3 separate regions of the Homo sapiens genome follow, and regions 2 and 3 are each linked to region 1. Evidence: read pairs that join two places in POLR2A ChIA-PET (ENCODE). Cell type or tissue: Panc1. All regions are shown on one strand.

Region 1 (5,000 bases):
TTACAGGTTTTTTTGTTCCTTCTCTACTCCCACTGCTTCAATTGACTAGTTAACAACAACAAAAAAAACCACACCTATAGACTTTATATTACTTTTATAATGAGAAAAGGATCAGGAAATATTGTTTGCAACAGCTCCCTCATTCTTTGCTCCATCCCTGCATAATAAAGGACATTTTAATAAGGCACATTAAACTTTACTTGTGGAGAGAAAAGAACCTACAACAGATAAAGGTCTAACATTTGAGGCACAGTTCTACAAGCTGTCTACCCTTATCATCTCACTGAACTGAGTAGCCAAATCCAGGCATAAACCCAGGGAAGTTGTGCCTAGAACTCATACTCTTAGCTACCATGTTCTCCAGCCTCGCACAAAAACTGGGGGACTGAAAATATTAAAAACCTCTTCTTACTTTTGCGACCAGTTCATATATAGAAACTCAGCACATTAGATACTAGAACTGGCAGGGGCAAACAAAACTCGTATCATTGCCCCACTGATAATATCTTACCTGCATTATCTCAAGTAATCCTCATCACTATCCTAGAAGGTATTACCATTAATAGCCATATTGTACAGTGAGGATCTGAGCTTCAGAAGGATCAAATGCCATGGCCAAGGTCACAGAGCTTTAGAAATGACAGCTAGGGGCCGGGTGTGGTGGCTCATGCCTGTAATCCTGCCATTTTGGGAGGCCGAGGTGGGCGGATCACCTGAGGTTGGGAGTTCGGGACCAGCCTGACCAACATGGAGAAACCCCATCTCTACTAAAAATACAAAATTAGCCAGGCGTGGTGGCACATGCCTGTAATCCCAGCTACTTGGAAGGCTGAGGCAGGAGAATCACTTGAACCTGGGAGGCAGAGGTTGCGGTGAGCCGAGGTCCCGCCATTGCACTCCAGCCTGGGCGACAGAGCAAGACTTCATCTCAAAAAAGAAATGACAGCTAGGATTCATACTGTGGAAGCCTGAATAGCTAAACTATATTAAGATCCAGGAAAGCTGGGTAACCTACTCACAAATTCCTACCAAAATTCCTACCAATATTGAAACCGTGTGCTTTCAGGAAATACGACAGTGTGAAGAATATCAGCTTTAAAGTCGTATAGACCTGGGAATTCGCCACTTACCAATTATCTCTCTCTGAACAAAATTACTATACCTTTTTGAGCCAGTATCCTCATCTAAAGTATGAAAATAATACCAAATTCACAGAGTAGTTGTAAGGATCTAAAACAAATTAATATGAAAAGCAGCCAGCAGAGGCTGGTACATAACGGATGCTCAATAAATGCTAGTCCCTTTGTATCTACCCTCTCTCTCTAAATCCTTCTACAACCGTATACTACATGAGTCACATGTGGCTCAAATAAAAAAGTTCCATTCAGTCAAGCAACACCTTGAGTATTCTCAAGAGTAGAGAACTTTTCTCCTTTTCTTACTTTTTAAATTTTGTTTTTAAGTGACAAATAATAATTGTATATATTTATAGGGTACAGTGTGATGTTTTGAGAGACACCTTTAGAACACCTTGAGAGACAGGTTTATAAACTTAATACCCAGTTCTAAAACAGAATTCCTAAGCTCATGCATTCTCTAATGTTGTAAGAACTGTCAAAGTTCCATAGAAAAATTTTTATTTCAGAGGTAAACTCCATGAAGTTGCCTGAAGACAAAGAATTACCCATGAATCAAAGCTGGAATATAAAAGGACTACTCAAATTTGGAAATAAACTTCTCGAGAACTCATCAACATTTGAAAGGACTGTGGTAAAATATTCTGATAACTCAGGTCCAGAGAGTGAAGACAGAGTGAGTCAGCTGGGACTAACACACATGTTGAAATCTTTTGATGTGTGTTTTCATCTTTATAGAATAGAGAAAGAGAAATTATCTTTAGATTAGCATTATCCTCTACCTAGAGGAAACTGCCTCTATTATTGTTAATGTCTGTCTAGACTTTCAAAAAAAAATCAGAAACCCACTGAAGCTATTCCCAATACTATCACTGCCACAAATTCCACACATTCCCAGAGTGCAAACCTATTCCTCACTCTTTTCTCCCTCTTTCCTATAGCATCTAGCATATCTGTTTATTCAAAGTATGTGTCCAGCAAATGTACATTAAATTGAAATTCAACATTAGCTTCAAACATCCTCTTTCAAGGCTCTCCTACTTGCCCAAAGGTGTTCTTAAAAACCAGCACTGTTTACCAATGAACTCTAAGGCAGAGTAAAGAATGCTGAGTAATTCCCCAAAGCTGTACTGAAGACCTCCAAAGGACACAATAAAAACACCAGAATCCAAAGCAGGAAACATCTTGCTTTTCAGAAGCTACCAATCACCTGAGTGATCCTAAAATTATCTTCTAGCAACACCAAGTAAAACAACAATGACCTGCAGTCTGAAAGCACTTATGTCATTCACAGAAAGCCTCTAACCTTTGGTTTCACAGGAAAGTTACCCACTGCAAAATGCAAATAATTCCAGACCTGGAAAGGATCATGAAGGGTACACAAAAGGGTTACTCAGTGAAGGATACTGTCACACATGCTAATCATGACTAGGTTCTATAGCAGATGCATGTATAAAGTACCAGAGAACAAGGAGGGAATGACCACATGGGCCCAGACAAGCCAGGGAAGATGTCAGAATGAGAGTTGCATTCTTGGAGAATGAGTTCATCACACAGTGAAAGCGGTAGAAGGACATCAAGTAGAGGTAACAGCAGATGGAAAGGAAGCAGTGCCAACAGAGCATCCAGAGGGTAAACTGTCGGCAATTCAGTTTGGCCAAAGAATACAGTGTAAGTGAGGAAGTGGCAGGAGAAGAATCTGGAAAAACAGGCTAGTTCAGATAGAAAGGGTCTTCAATACTATCAGTACTTGGACTCGATCCTCCAGGAAACATGTATGCAGGCAGATCAGATCTGTAGCTAAGAAACATGTCATGCCAACTAGAATTAAACCACAACTAACCAGAAGCCAAGTAACTAAACAACATTTGATCTTACTCTTTAAAGAAAAAAATAGGCCAGGTGAGGTGGCTCACGCCTATAATATCAGCACTTTGGGAGGCTGAGGCGGGTGGATCACGAGGTCAGGAGTTCAAGACCAGCCTGGCCAAGATGGTGAAACCCTGTCTCTACCAAAAATACAAAAATTAGCTGGGCATGGTGGCAGGTGCCTGTAATTCCAGCTACTCGGGAGGCTGAGGCAAAGAACTGCTTGAACCCGGGAGGCGGAGGTTGCAGTGAGCTGAGATCATACCACCGCACTCCAGCCCAGGTAACAAAGCAAGACTCTGTCTCAAAAAAAAAAAAAAAAAAAAAGAAAAAAAGAAAGAAAAAAGAAAAAATAATATAAGCTCTTATTAAGGGCTTTGCAAAATTCACACACAGATGCACTTCCTAAAGATATCCTGGGTTCAGTAAAGATCAAAATCAGTTTTAAGCTGGGCGCAGTGACTCACACCTGTAATCCAGCACTTTGGGAGGCCGAGGCGGGCAGATCACTTGAGGTCAGGAGTTTGAGACCAGCCTGGCAAACATGGTGAAACCCCGTCTCTTCTAAAAATACAAAAATTAGCCGGGTGTTGTGGCAGGTGCCTGAATCTCAGCTACTCAGGAGGCTGGGGCAGGAGAATGGCTCGAACCCAGGAGGCGGAGGTTGCAGTGAGCCGAGATCACGCCACTGCACTCCAGCCTGGATGACAGGGTGAGACTCTGTCTCCAAAACAAACAAACAATCAACTTTAGACAGACACCATGCTGACAATCCTAAGGATATGTTTCAAAAGCACATCTACATTTAATTAAATCAAGTTCTTAAAAAGCTAAGAAACTTATCCAAGGTCCTATTGTAGTTAATGGCAGAGCAAGGACAAAATCTTAGTCCAGGCTACTTCCTAGTTCACCACAACTCTGAACAACTTTGTTGTTCCTTTCCTTGTGCAAGGAAAGTCTCTGAAAGACAGAAGCAAGCCAAGGAGAACAGAGAGCAAAAGTCAGGGTGTGAGAGGATGAATAGCATGAATACTAGAACCAGGCTTACACGCTGTGAGCACTACATAAATTCTCACCATCATTCATGATCATCTGTCTCTCTGAAGAATCATAAAATCGCTGGTGGTTCACAGCAAACCCCACTGCAGCTTTTCATATTTGATTCGAAAGTAGGCAAAGACCAAGAGCTGTAAACATGTGGTGATGTTTCTACCTTTGGGGGGAGGGCTCTTGGAGTCCTCCATAGACAGCTTCAGCTGCTGTATGAACTCGCCGCCATACACACTTCGTTCTTGCCAGATGTTCAGCAATCTTTCTAAAGGTTTTTTACAGCCTTCATCTGCCTCTCTGCCCAGAAAAGATGAAAAGATATATATAAGCTTAAGATTTTTTGCTTTTAATTAGGACAGACCTACTTAAAAAAAAAAGAAATCAACAACTGACTAAATGATTTACACATTTAAAACCAAATAAGGTACATATTGTAATACCTGGATACCCAAAACTTGACCACAAACTACATTCTTCGTGCAGTGGGAGGGATCATGCCATAATTGAAATCAAATAGGACCAAAAGTCAATGGCCAATTTTTACAGACAGAAAATTATCAAAACTCCATCTTATCAGTTGTGATAGCTTGCTTTTTAAGAAGACGTTAATTAAAATGCCAGACATTCTGCTGGAAATTAAAAGTGGATCAGAACTCTTAAAGATAGAAAAATGATTTTAAAAAACCAGATGTTTAAAACAGGAAATAAATTCACTGCAACTCATCAATTCTAACACACCAACACCTCTACATGTATAAACACAATCACATACATGTATATGTCAAGAATCATTCCAGTTCTAACCACTGCATAATTATTTTAATTCTGGGCTAAGTCCATAGTCCAGGTTCACACAAAGGTATCTGATAATCTTAGAACACACTTAATAATGCAGTCCTTCATAATTTATATCAAAGGATATGAATTAGAAGTTAGAAAATGTTT
Region 2 (5,000 bases), 140 kb before region 1:
CCTCTGTTCAAACTCCTTCAGTGGCTCCCATTTCTCTCAGAGCAAAGGACAATGTGTTTGGAATGTTCTAGAAGGCCTAAACAGTCTAGTCCTCTTTGCTGGTTCCTTACAATACCTCTGGGAAGTAAGCAAGGGAGGAGGAATTGCTCCCACTTTACAGGTAGCAGAACTGAGGCCCAGAGGGTAGAGATTATGTTCTTAGGTCTGAAGCACAGAGCATGTGGGGGCTCTGTCCGTCACTCTGTCCCAGAAGCCTGAGTAGGCAGCTGCTGGTGCCTCTAATCAGATGGGTCTGCTCAACCCACCCTCTCTGCAGAGCACTGGCCCCCTGCCCATTCTCCAGAGTCAGACCAGATGCCAAAATAGGCTAATGGACACCGTGTGCTTGGCTGGGGCAGGCCCTCGGATTCCACCCCTTTTTAGGCTAGATCAGAGCAGTGCATGGTCCACTCTGAGCTGCTGAGTAGCCATCAGAGGAATTTAAATCCCCTAAGCCCTGGAGTGGGTCAGCCTCAGGCAGCTTACTTTGCCCCTGCTCTGACTCTGACTTGCTGAGTGAGCCTGGGCAAGTCACTTCTGTCTTCTGAGATACACTCTTTCCACCTGCATGGAGTTCTAACATTTAGGCACTGGAAGAACAAATTGATGGAAGCTGGGCTGTATCCCTATGATAACCAGAAGCCAGAAGATATCAACGATCAGCTTGCTATTGCCGTTGACAAAGGTCCACAGTGGAATGTCACGGGGCTCTGTCCCCAGCCCCATCCTGTTCAACATGTCTATAAATCATTTTAAGGTGGGAAGATGGCCCAGTACAGCACAGCTAGGAGGGGCAATAAGGCATTGGATATCAGAACCAGGATGTCCAAAGACCCTGACCAGCAGGACCGATGGGCTGAATATAAGAAAATAAAATATAATAAGAATGGCTGGGCACAGTGGCTTGTGCCTGTAATCCCAGCAATTTGGGAGGCTGAGGAGGGAGGATCACCACTTCTGGCCTTGTCTTAAGGCCAGAAGCTTAAGACAACCCTGGGCAACATAGAGACACCCTGTCTCTACAAAAAACACACCAAAAAATTTAGCTGGGCGTGTTGGCACGCACCCGTAGACCTAGCTACTCAGGAGGCTGAGGTGGGAGGATCGCTTGAGCCCCAGTGATCGAGGCTGCAGTGAGCTCTGAATGTGCCACTGCACTCCAACCCAGGTGACAAAGCAAGATCCTGTCTCTAAAAAGAAATGAAAAACAATATAATAAGAGTCACTACCAACCCCCGACCTTGGACTCAAATGCCAACAACTTAGTGTGGGGTGAAAAGGTTAAGATTGAGATGGAGTGGGTTTAAATCAGTAGTTCTCTAGGGGACATTTTACATAATTCATGGGGGGTCGTTTTTGCACTGGGGGCTCTAGTGACATTTACAGGGCAAGAATCGGGAATGCTGGGCACCCCACAATGGATGGGACAGCCCCACACAACAGAAATTTGCCCAACATCCTTCATAGCTTTCGAACGTCTGCCAGATGCAAACCTATGACAACTACATATAGGTCAGCGTTTAGTACATTGCAGTACTGAAAGGTTTCTACAAGAAGTTACGTGAAAAACTCAATAACTTAGAAAAAGGTTGTTATTGACAAGGACACATAAATGCAATGACAGTGAGTCAATTATTGAATAACATTCTCATTCCTCACAGCCTGTCTAGTCAATGTGTTAAACCATTGCCAGCTACATATCTAGAGGAAAAGGGTTCCAGGGCATGAATGCAGTTACAGCAAAAACAGTGAAACCAACTGCAGATACTTATAATAGAGGAGATGTGTGACTCTTTTTTACAATCTTAGAGACAAGTATTAGTAAATTAGTAGAGATGCAAGAAATCTCACTGAATCTCACAAAATGACCATAAGGATGATCGTTTTGAATCTATGTTGTGAAAAGGATACATTGAGATGATGGGGTCACCATTTGTTTTCCAATCTTGCTCAGAAATTGTTTCCATAGGTGCCCCACATGGCTCCTTCACAGCATTTTGGATTAAAGCTGCTTTCATGATCTATCTGCATGTCGCCTCTGCCTCATGAGGGATCTGAAGGCAGAATGCACCCCTCCATTGCAGATGGGATTTTCAAGGAAGATGCATTTTCTGGGTGACCACACAGCTACCGTGGCCTGTGTCATAAAATGGGAATTCTTTGTCACTGCACACTGAGGCTCACCTTCCTTATTTCCCCCACTGACAGGCGGCAGCGTGTCTTGGGGTACTCTCCTTACTCCAATTAAAGTCTTTCTTTCTGTTATCACATACAAATAAGTCAAGTCTGTTATGTCTTGCCCAAACAGCAGATTTTAATCTTCACCCTCACCTCCTGCCATTTCATTTTTCTGACTTCTTTTGTGCCATGGCGTCTGGTCTACTTACATCTCTGGAATCCAGACTTACTAATTATGGGCATACAGGGTTCTGGCATCTTCATTATGCCTTCTGGGGTCGTTGTGCCCAAGAATATATTGAAATACACATTATTTTATCATAAGTCACTTCCATTTTATGTCTCCTTTATATTAGAGACATTGCATTGATGTGTGTGTGCATTATCATCCATAAGTTTCATTTCGAACATTTAAATGAAAGAAAGCTTAAAATGTTTGATAGAGAAAGGGGGCTTGGGTAATCACACTTGTGGGTTTAAACCCAGCTACAATGTGTTCACGTGTTCATCAAAAGATATGTGGCCAGGTGCAGGGGCTCATGGCTGTAACCCCAACACTTTTGGAGGCCGAGGTGGTAGATTGCTTGAGCCCAGGAGTTTGAGACCAGCCTGGGCAACGTGAAAAAACCTCGTCTCTACCAAAAAATACAAAAATTAGCCAGGTATAGTGGCACGCACCTGTAGTCCCAGCTACCTGGGAGGCTGAGGTGGGAGGATCGCTGGAGCCTAGGGAGGTAGAGGCTGCAGTGAGCCCTGATGGTGGCACACCACTCCAGCCTGGGTGACAGAGTGAGACCCTGTCTGAAAAAAAAAAAAAAAAAAAGATATGTGCAAGAATGTTTACAGCAGCACCATTTGTAATAGTTCCAAACTGGAAACAACATGAATATCTTGAATATCTCGAAGCTGAATGGATGCATAAACTGAGGTGAGCCACACAATGGAGCACCCACAGAAGGAAGAATCAGTCACTCACAACTACACTTGGCAGTACAGATGGGTCTCACACGAGCATAAGGTTGAGTGAGAGAAGCCAGCCACAAAAGAGTGCGTGCTGAGTGACACCACTTATAGAAAGTTCTAGAATCAGCACAACTCATCCATGCTATTAAAAGGCAGGACAGTGATTACCTGTGGGGGATGGAGGGTGGATGGAAGCACAAGGGGAACTTCCGGGGTGATGGTCATGTTCCTGTTTCGTGATCTGATGGGTTCAGTTTGTAAAAATGTATCAAGTTGTACAGTGATGTGCACTCTTCTGTATATAGGCTCGTATTAGGGTTCTCCAGAGAAACAGAAAACAGAACCAATAGGGGTGTGTGTGTGTGTGTGTGTGTGTGTGTGTGTATGTGTGTAGAGAGAGACAGAGAGAGAGACAGAGAGAGCAGAGAAGAGGGGAGAGATTTATTTTATTTTAAGGAATTGGCTTACATGACTGGAGGCTGGCAAGTCCCAAATCTGCAGGCTAGGCTGGCAGGCCGGAGACCCAGAAAAGAGCTGACATTGCAGTTCAAGTCTGAAGGCCGCCTGCTGGCAGAACTCAGTCCTTTCCTATGAAGGCTTTTAATGGATTGACCAAGGCCCACCCACACGGTAATCAGATTGCTTCACTCTGTCTGCTGCTTTACCTTCGTGATCTGCTTTACTCAATTCGGCTGATTTAAATACTAATTTCATCTTTAAAAAGATGGTGGCCTAGCCAAGTTGACACATAGAATCAACTGTCACAATGCTATACCTCAATTAAAAAGTGATTAAAGTGGGGGGTGCTTTGGACTGAGGGTTGAGAACCACTAATTTAGTTGAAAGCTCATAAAGGGACCCACATTTTTTTTTTTGAGATGGAGTCTCGTTCTGTCTCCCAGTCTGGAGTGCAGTGGCGCGATCTGCCTCCCGGCTTCAAGCAATTCTCCTATCTCAGCCTCCTGAGTAGCTGGGACTACAGGCGCATCCTGCCACACCCAGCTAATTTTTTTGTGTTTTTAGTAGAGACAGGGTTTTGCCATGTTGGCCAGGCTGGTCTTGAACTCCTGATCTCAGGTGATCTGTGCGCCTCAGCCTCCCAAAGTGCTGGGGATTACAGGCGTGAGCCACTGTGCCCAGCCAGGGACCCACATTTTAATTACAGTCACCAAAGGGCCAGTTCTGTATTTGGTTGCACAAGCAGGAGTATTGTAATTGGATCAAGGAAGAGGATGTGTGTTCCCCCGTCCTCCCCCCTCCCTCCTCCACCCCTCCTCCCCCTTTCTGCTGATTTTTCATTACCTGGAGAATTTTGGTCATTTCTGAAGGCTATTCCTTTGTAGTGACCCAGCTTGTCATGGGAATTATGTGGCCAAGGGAGTAGCCAAGAAAGAATGACTGGTATCTCAAAGAAGCATGATTCACACAACAAAACAAAAGCCTTCAAAAAAATAGGTGCCCTTAACCTGATAAAGGGCATCGATGAAAAACCTACGGCTAACATCATACTTCCTGGCAAAAGATTAGATGTTTCCCTCCCAAAGATCAGGAACAAGACAGCGATGCCCATTCTTGCCACTTCTATTCAACATCGTACTGGAGGTTCTAACCAGAGCAATTAGTTAAGAATATGAAATAAAAGACATCCAGATGGGAAAGAAATAAAACCATATTTGCAGATGATATAATCTTTTATATACAAGAAAATGGTAAGGAATCAACTAGAAAATTACTAAAACTAATAAACAAATTCAGCAAGGTTGTGCAACCTGTATGTAAAATCAATACATAAAAAGCAATTATATTTCTATACACCAGCA
Region 3 (5,000 bases), 400 kb after region 1:
GCTCTGACTACCCGGCAGATACAGGATTTTAGCCTCCATTTTTTCTGGAGCACAGCATGGATTTCCACGGCATGTACCCAATCTGTGTTTGCCCTGGGATAAAGCCTGTTCCTTTGTTGACTTCGATGACTTACTTTGCAGTTGCCTGCTCTAGTGCCTTTGCACAGGCTGGGGCTTTTTGTTTGCTTACAATAGTGCTGTCCAGGCACCATTGTAGCATATTATCTATGTAAACCCACTTAATCCTCACAATAATCCTCTGTTTACAAATGAGAAAATTAAGGCACAGAGAGGTTAGTTAACTTGTTCCAGGATCACTCAGCTGGCTAGTGACAGAGCTGGAATTTGAACCCAATCAGTCTTGCTTAAGAGTCTAGCCTTTCCAGCACCTCCCTCTGTCCTGGGGGTGCTATCCCACTCCCACCACTGACCCCACCTCTGCCTTTGCCTGGATAACTCCTACCCACCCTTTGTGCCTTTGTTGTAATACCATCTCCTCCAGGAGACCCTCCCTGACTGCTCAGCCTAAATCACAATTCCCACCCATGCCTATAGAATAATTGCTCACCCCACTCTCCCCGTTTCTTCAGAGCTAAATTCAGTGTGTTATTCTCTATTTATCTGATGATTTGCCTTCCCTGCTAGACAGTGCATTCCAGGAGGGCAGGAGCTATTTGTATATTCTGAAACAGTAGCAGACACATTGCAGATGCTCAATAAATATTGGTTGAAGGAGGGAAGGAATGAATGAAAGAGGAAGAGGAGGAGGGGAGGAACTAGAAGCCCCTAGTTCCCAGGCCCTAGGAGCTGCATCTGACGGTGTTTCATTGTTCTGGGATCCCGGCCAAGGATCTGCGTGGTACATGGTGGGACCCTCGTACTTATGACTGACTGCATCAGTAGCCCGGCAGACCCAACCCCCCAAGCCCTGGGGCTCAGGGAGGCCCAATTGGGCAAGGCCTAGTGGCAGGCCCAGGGCAGGTAGGGACCAAGCCCTCGATAGCCACAGCCTTTCCTCTCTGGCTAAATCCTCCATCCCCCAACCCAACCCGAGCCCTCCCTTCTCCCTTCTTCTTTTCCTTTCTGAGATGAAGCAGTGAAATGATTTTTCTACTTGAACAGTTTTCAATTAAGATTAAGAAAAATGTGGTCTGCAGTCACTCGGCAAGAGGCCCTGGCAGCCCTGTCCCTTCAGGGACTGGGGTTTTCTAAGCCATTGACAGAGCTGATTCTGGAATGAAGGGAGTTTGAAAGAGACTTCTCACACCCTCTGCCTTCCCCCGACCCAACCCTCAGCCTCATGACTTGGCCTCCTACTATCTTTCTGGGTAAGGGCCTGGGATCTGGAATCAGACAGATCTGGGTGGGTTCAGGCTCTATCCCGTGCAAACTGTTTAACCTCACGCAGGTCCTCTACCTCTCTGAGCCTTCTTTCTTCATCTATAAAGTAGGTCAATGGCAAACCCTCTCAAATGGTCCCTGCTTCCCACCCAGATCAAAGGGTCCCCTCCTGGTCTCCCAGACTGTGGAAGAATAAACAGCAAGGGTGACACAAAGATGTTTAGCTGGGGTAGGACAAGGTGGGCCGAGCCTCCGAAACCCCAGGGCCAGGGCAGAAAAGAGGAGACAGAGGCTGAGAGTGAGGGAGGCTTAACTGATACAAGAATACAAGAATAGATGGAAGTGGGCTGGGCGCAGTGGCTCACACCTGTAATCCCAGCACTCCAGCCTGGGAGACAGAGCAAGACTCCATCTCAAAAAAAAAAAAGAAAAAACAATAGATGGAAGTGTCCAGGGTGACTCTCAAAGGCTTGACTCAGAGGTCAATCAAGGCCAAAGAGAAGGGCAGGGCTTCTATGTGTGTCATTGGGCAGAGGAGGAAGGAGACAGAACTCTGAGGCCACTTAATTCCCTTCTAATTCTGAAATCTTTATGACTAGGGTAGATTCTATGCTGTTTGAGAATGTTGCTTTTCAAAATGGAAGTCGCTTTTTTTTATGCAGATGAATGAAAGGCATGTACCAATTGTAGTTAATCCCGGGGTCAGGCACACCCGGGTCTCTTTTCCTTCATCTCCCGTCAGTAGTTTTTTGATCCTGGGCAAGTTACTCAACTTCTCTGAGCCTCTCCAAAATAATGTATAATTTTCATACTCCTGTAAAAAATTCTTTTGTAAATCGGCTTTATTGGAGTGTAATTTACATATGATAAAACTCATTCATTTAAAGTGTACATTTCAGTGAGTTTTGAAATTTATACAACCATGGAACTACCACCATGATCAAGAAAATAAGCTTTTTAAAAATTTTTTTGAGACCGAGTCTCACTCTATCACCCAGGCTGGAGTGCAGTGGTGCAATCTCGGCTCACTGCAACCTCTGCCTCCTGGTTTCAAGCAATTCTCCTACCTCAGCCTCCCAATTAGCTGGGATTACAGGCACCTGCCACCATGCCCAGCTAATTTTTGTATTTTTACTAGAGATGAGGTCTCGCCTTGTTGGCCAGGCTGGTCTTGAACTCCTGACCTCAAGTGATCCACCTGCCTTGGCCTCCGAAAGTGCTGGGATTACAGGCATGAGCCACCGTGCCCAGCCTACGAAAGTGAACATTTTAATCATCCTAAAACATGCTCTTGTGCCCCTTCCCAGTCCTTCTGTTTCTTTTAATATAAAAACAATAAGTTATTCAGCCCCCATGACAACAAATTTCGGCAACAAATAAGCATCCAGGAAGGTGTTCAGTGCATACTGTGACTTTGCCCATCTGCTCCCTGCCCCCTGCTCACACAGAGACACTGTTATGTGGGCCCAGTGACACAACTGTCCCTTGTTAGGAGGTATAGCATGTGATGGTTCCCCCAACACCAACTGCCAGTGGTGAGCCACTAGACAGCCTGTCTTTCCCCACAGGGACAATAGCAGCTGGCACGGGGCTCCCTAGACCACTCACTGCATGTCTTCCTATCCCAACACCTCCATGAGGCTGTCAGCCTCTCCAGGGAGGACCTGTGTCTGCCTCGTATCATTCACTATTGACTCCTCAGTGCCCAACAGGTGCCTAGCACACAGTAGGTGCTCAATAAGGGGGTATGGAATGAATGAATGAGAAGGGGGCTGCCAGCCAGAGGACCCCGATGAAGTGTGAGGAACATCAAATGCCTCATGGGAGGTGAAAGTCCCACTTTGCCAAATGTCCCACCTGGCTACTGTTATTTAATATTCTTTAAATTAGCTCAACTAGTTTTTATTCTCTCTACCTTTGCCTCACCTTAAGAAATCAGATCCGTCTGTAACCCTAGCACTTTGGGAGGCCAAGGCGGGCAGATTGCTGAGGTCAAGAGTTCCAGACCAGCCTGGCCAACATGGCAAAACCCCGTCTCTACTAAAAATACAAAAATCAGCCAGGGGTGTTGGCACATGCCTGTAATCCCAGCTACTCAGGAGGCTGAGGCAGGAGAATTGCTTGAACCCAGGAGGTGGAGGTTGCAGGGAGCCGAGACCCAGGCCTGCCAATTGTATGCATTCTGCCATGTTTGTTTTATCATTCTCTCTCTCTTGCTCTCTCTCTATATTTGTACTATATATATGTATAGTTATTTTTTTTTTTTTTTTTGGAGATAGAGTCTCATTCTGTTGCCCAGGCTGGAGCAAAGTGGCAAAATCTCAGCTCACTACAACCTCTGCCTCCCATGTTCAAGCGATTCTCCTGTCTCAGCCTCCCAAGTAGCTGGAACTACAGGTGTTTGCCACCATGCCCAACTAATTTTTGTATTTTTAGTAGAGATGGGGTTTCATCATGTTGGCCAGGCTGGTCTCAAACTCCTGAACTCAAATGATCCTCCCACCTTGGCTTCCCAGAGTGCTGGGATTATAGGCATGAGCCAACATGCCCCATAGTTAGACAGAGTCTCACTCTGTTGCTGAGGCTGGAGTGCAGTGGCTCTGCCTTATCTCACTGCAACCTCTGCCTCCCAGGTTCAAGCGATTCTCATGTCTCAACCTCCCAAGTAGCTGGGATTACAGGTGTGTGCCACCACATCCAGCTAATTTTTGTATTTTTAGTAGAGACAGGGGTTTCTCCATGTTGGCCAGGCTGGTCTCAAACTCCTGACCTCAGGTGATCCACCCACCTCGGCCTCCCAAAGTTCTGGAATTACAGGCCTATTTTTCTAATATGCATGAAAATCAATACTGCACTAGATTGTATAATTATTCAACAATACTCACGGCCCCTCCTTACCAGGTGCCTCCCTGCAAAGGTGTATGCTTCCCACCTCGTCACCATCAGATCTGGCCATATGACTTGCTTTGGCCAATGAAATTGAGCACAACTGTTGGATGCCACTTCTGAATGGGAGCTTTAAGAGCCATTGTGGGGTTCTGCTGTTGTTCCTTCTGCTGCCGTGTTACTAGCACGCTCTAGGCAGGGCCACCCCTTCAAATTGGTTCCCAGAATGACAACGTGGAGCAGAATCAAGGCAGACCCAAAGCTATCTGATGGCCAAGTAGCATGTGCAAAAAATAAATCCTTATTGTTGAAAGTCATTGAGATTTAAGGGAAGGTCATTTGATACCCAGCATAAGTTTATTTAAGTTGATGGATAAAAAAGTTTCACTCTTAAAATAAAAATTTTATGTACCACCTGCAAATATACAGCAAATTTGAGAAACATAGCATTAGCCATGGTGACCCAAAAATGTATAGTTGAGTATCCCCATTTAATAGAGGAGGAACCTGAGGCTTATAATGGTTAAGTAGTTTGCCCAAAGCCTCTCTGCTAGACAAGGCAGCAGAGATGATTCAGGGTACCATTCTCTAGGGGTCTCAGTCTAGTGGACAGGTAATGGAATTTTCCTTTGGCAAAATAGCTCTGTCAGAGATGTCTCTCCTGGACAGTCTTTTCTTCTCTCATAGCCCCCTTGTGCTCCAAGACCACCAAGAGCCCCTCCTGGCCCCATTCCTGAAAGTTCTTCTCGCAGATGAATGCCAGATGATTCCCG

The links. Peaks named below come from ENCODE experiments on the same cell type or tissue, not always from the same donor. Only the 100,000 strongest peaks of a DNase experiment are listed, where the experiment ranks them.
Region 2: POLR2A ChIA-PET joins it to region 1 with 11 read pairs; 5 of 35 experiments call an interaction of 5 or more read pairs at or near these places.
Region 3: POLR2A ChIA-PET joins it to region 1 with 18 read pairs; 2 of 35 experiments call an interaction of 5 or more read pairs at or near these places.

What each region holds. Positions count from the first base shown.
Region 1 is chr20:38,047,700-38,052,699 of GRCh38, reverse strand. It overlaps RPRD1B (regulation of nuclear pre-mRNA domain containing 1B), which reads right to left. Exons shown (of 7, transcript NM_021215.4): 3 at 4,219-4,352. Among named protein-coding and RNA genes, the nearest start is that of RPRD1B, 16 kb to the right of the region's middle. In Panc1, no CTCF peak of the experiment used is centred here; a DNase peak (open chromatin) is centred at 2,698.
Region 2 is chr20:38,186,485-38,191,484 of GRCh38, reverse strand. No RefSeq gene overlaps it. Among named protein-coding and RNA genes, the nearest start is that of TGM2, 24 kb to the right of the region's middle. In Panc1, no CTCF peak of the experiment used is centred here; no DNase peak of the experiment used is centred here.
Region 3 is chr20:37,646,027-37,651,026 of GRCh38, reverse strand. No RefSeq gene overlaps it. Among named protein-coding and RNA genes, the nearest start is that of LINC00489, 25 kb to the right of the region's middle. In Panc1, no CTCF peak of the experiment used is centred here; no DNase peak of the experiment used is centred here.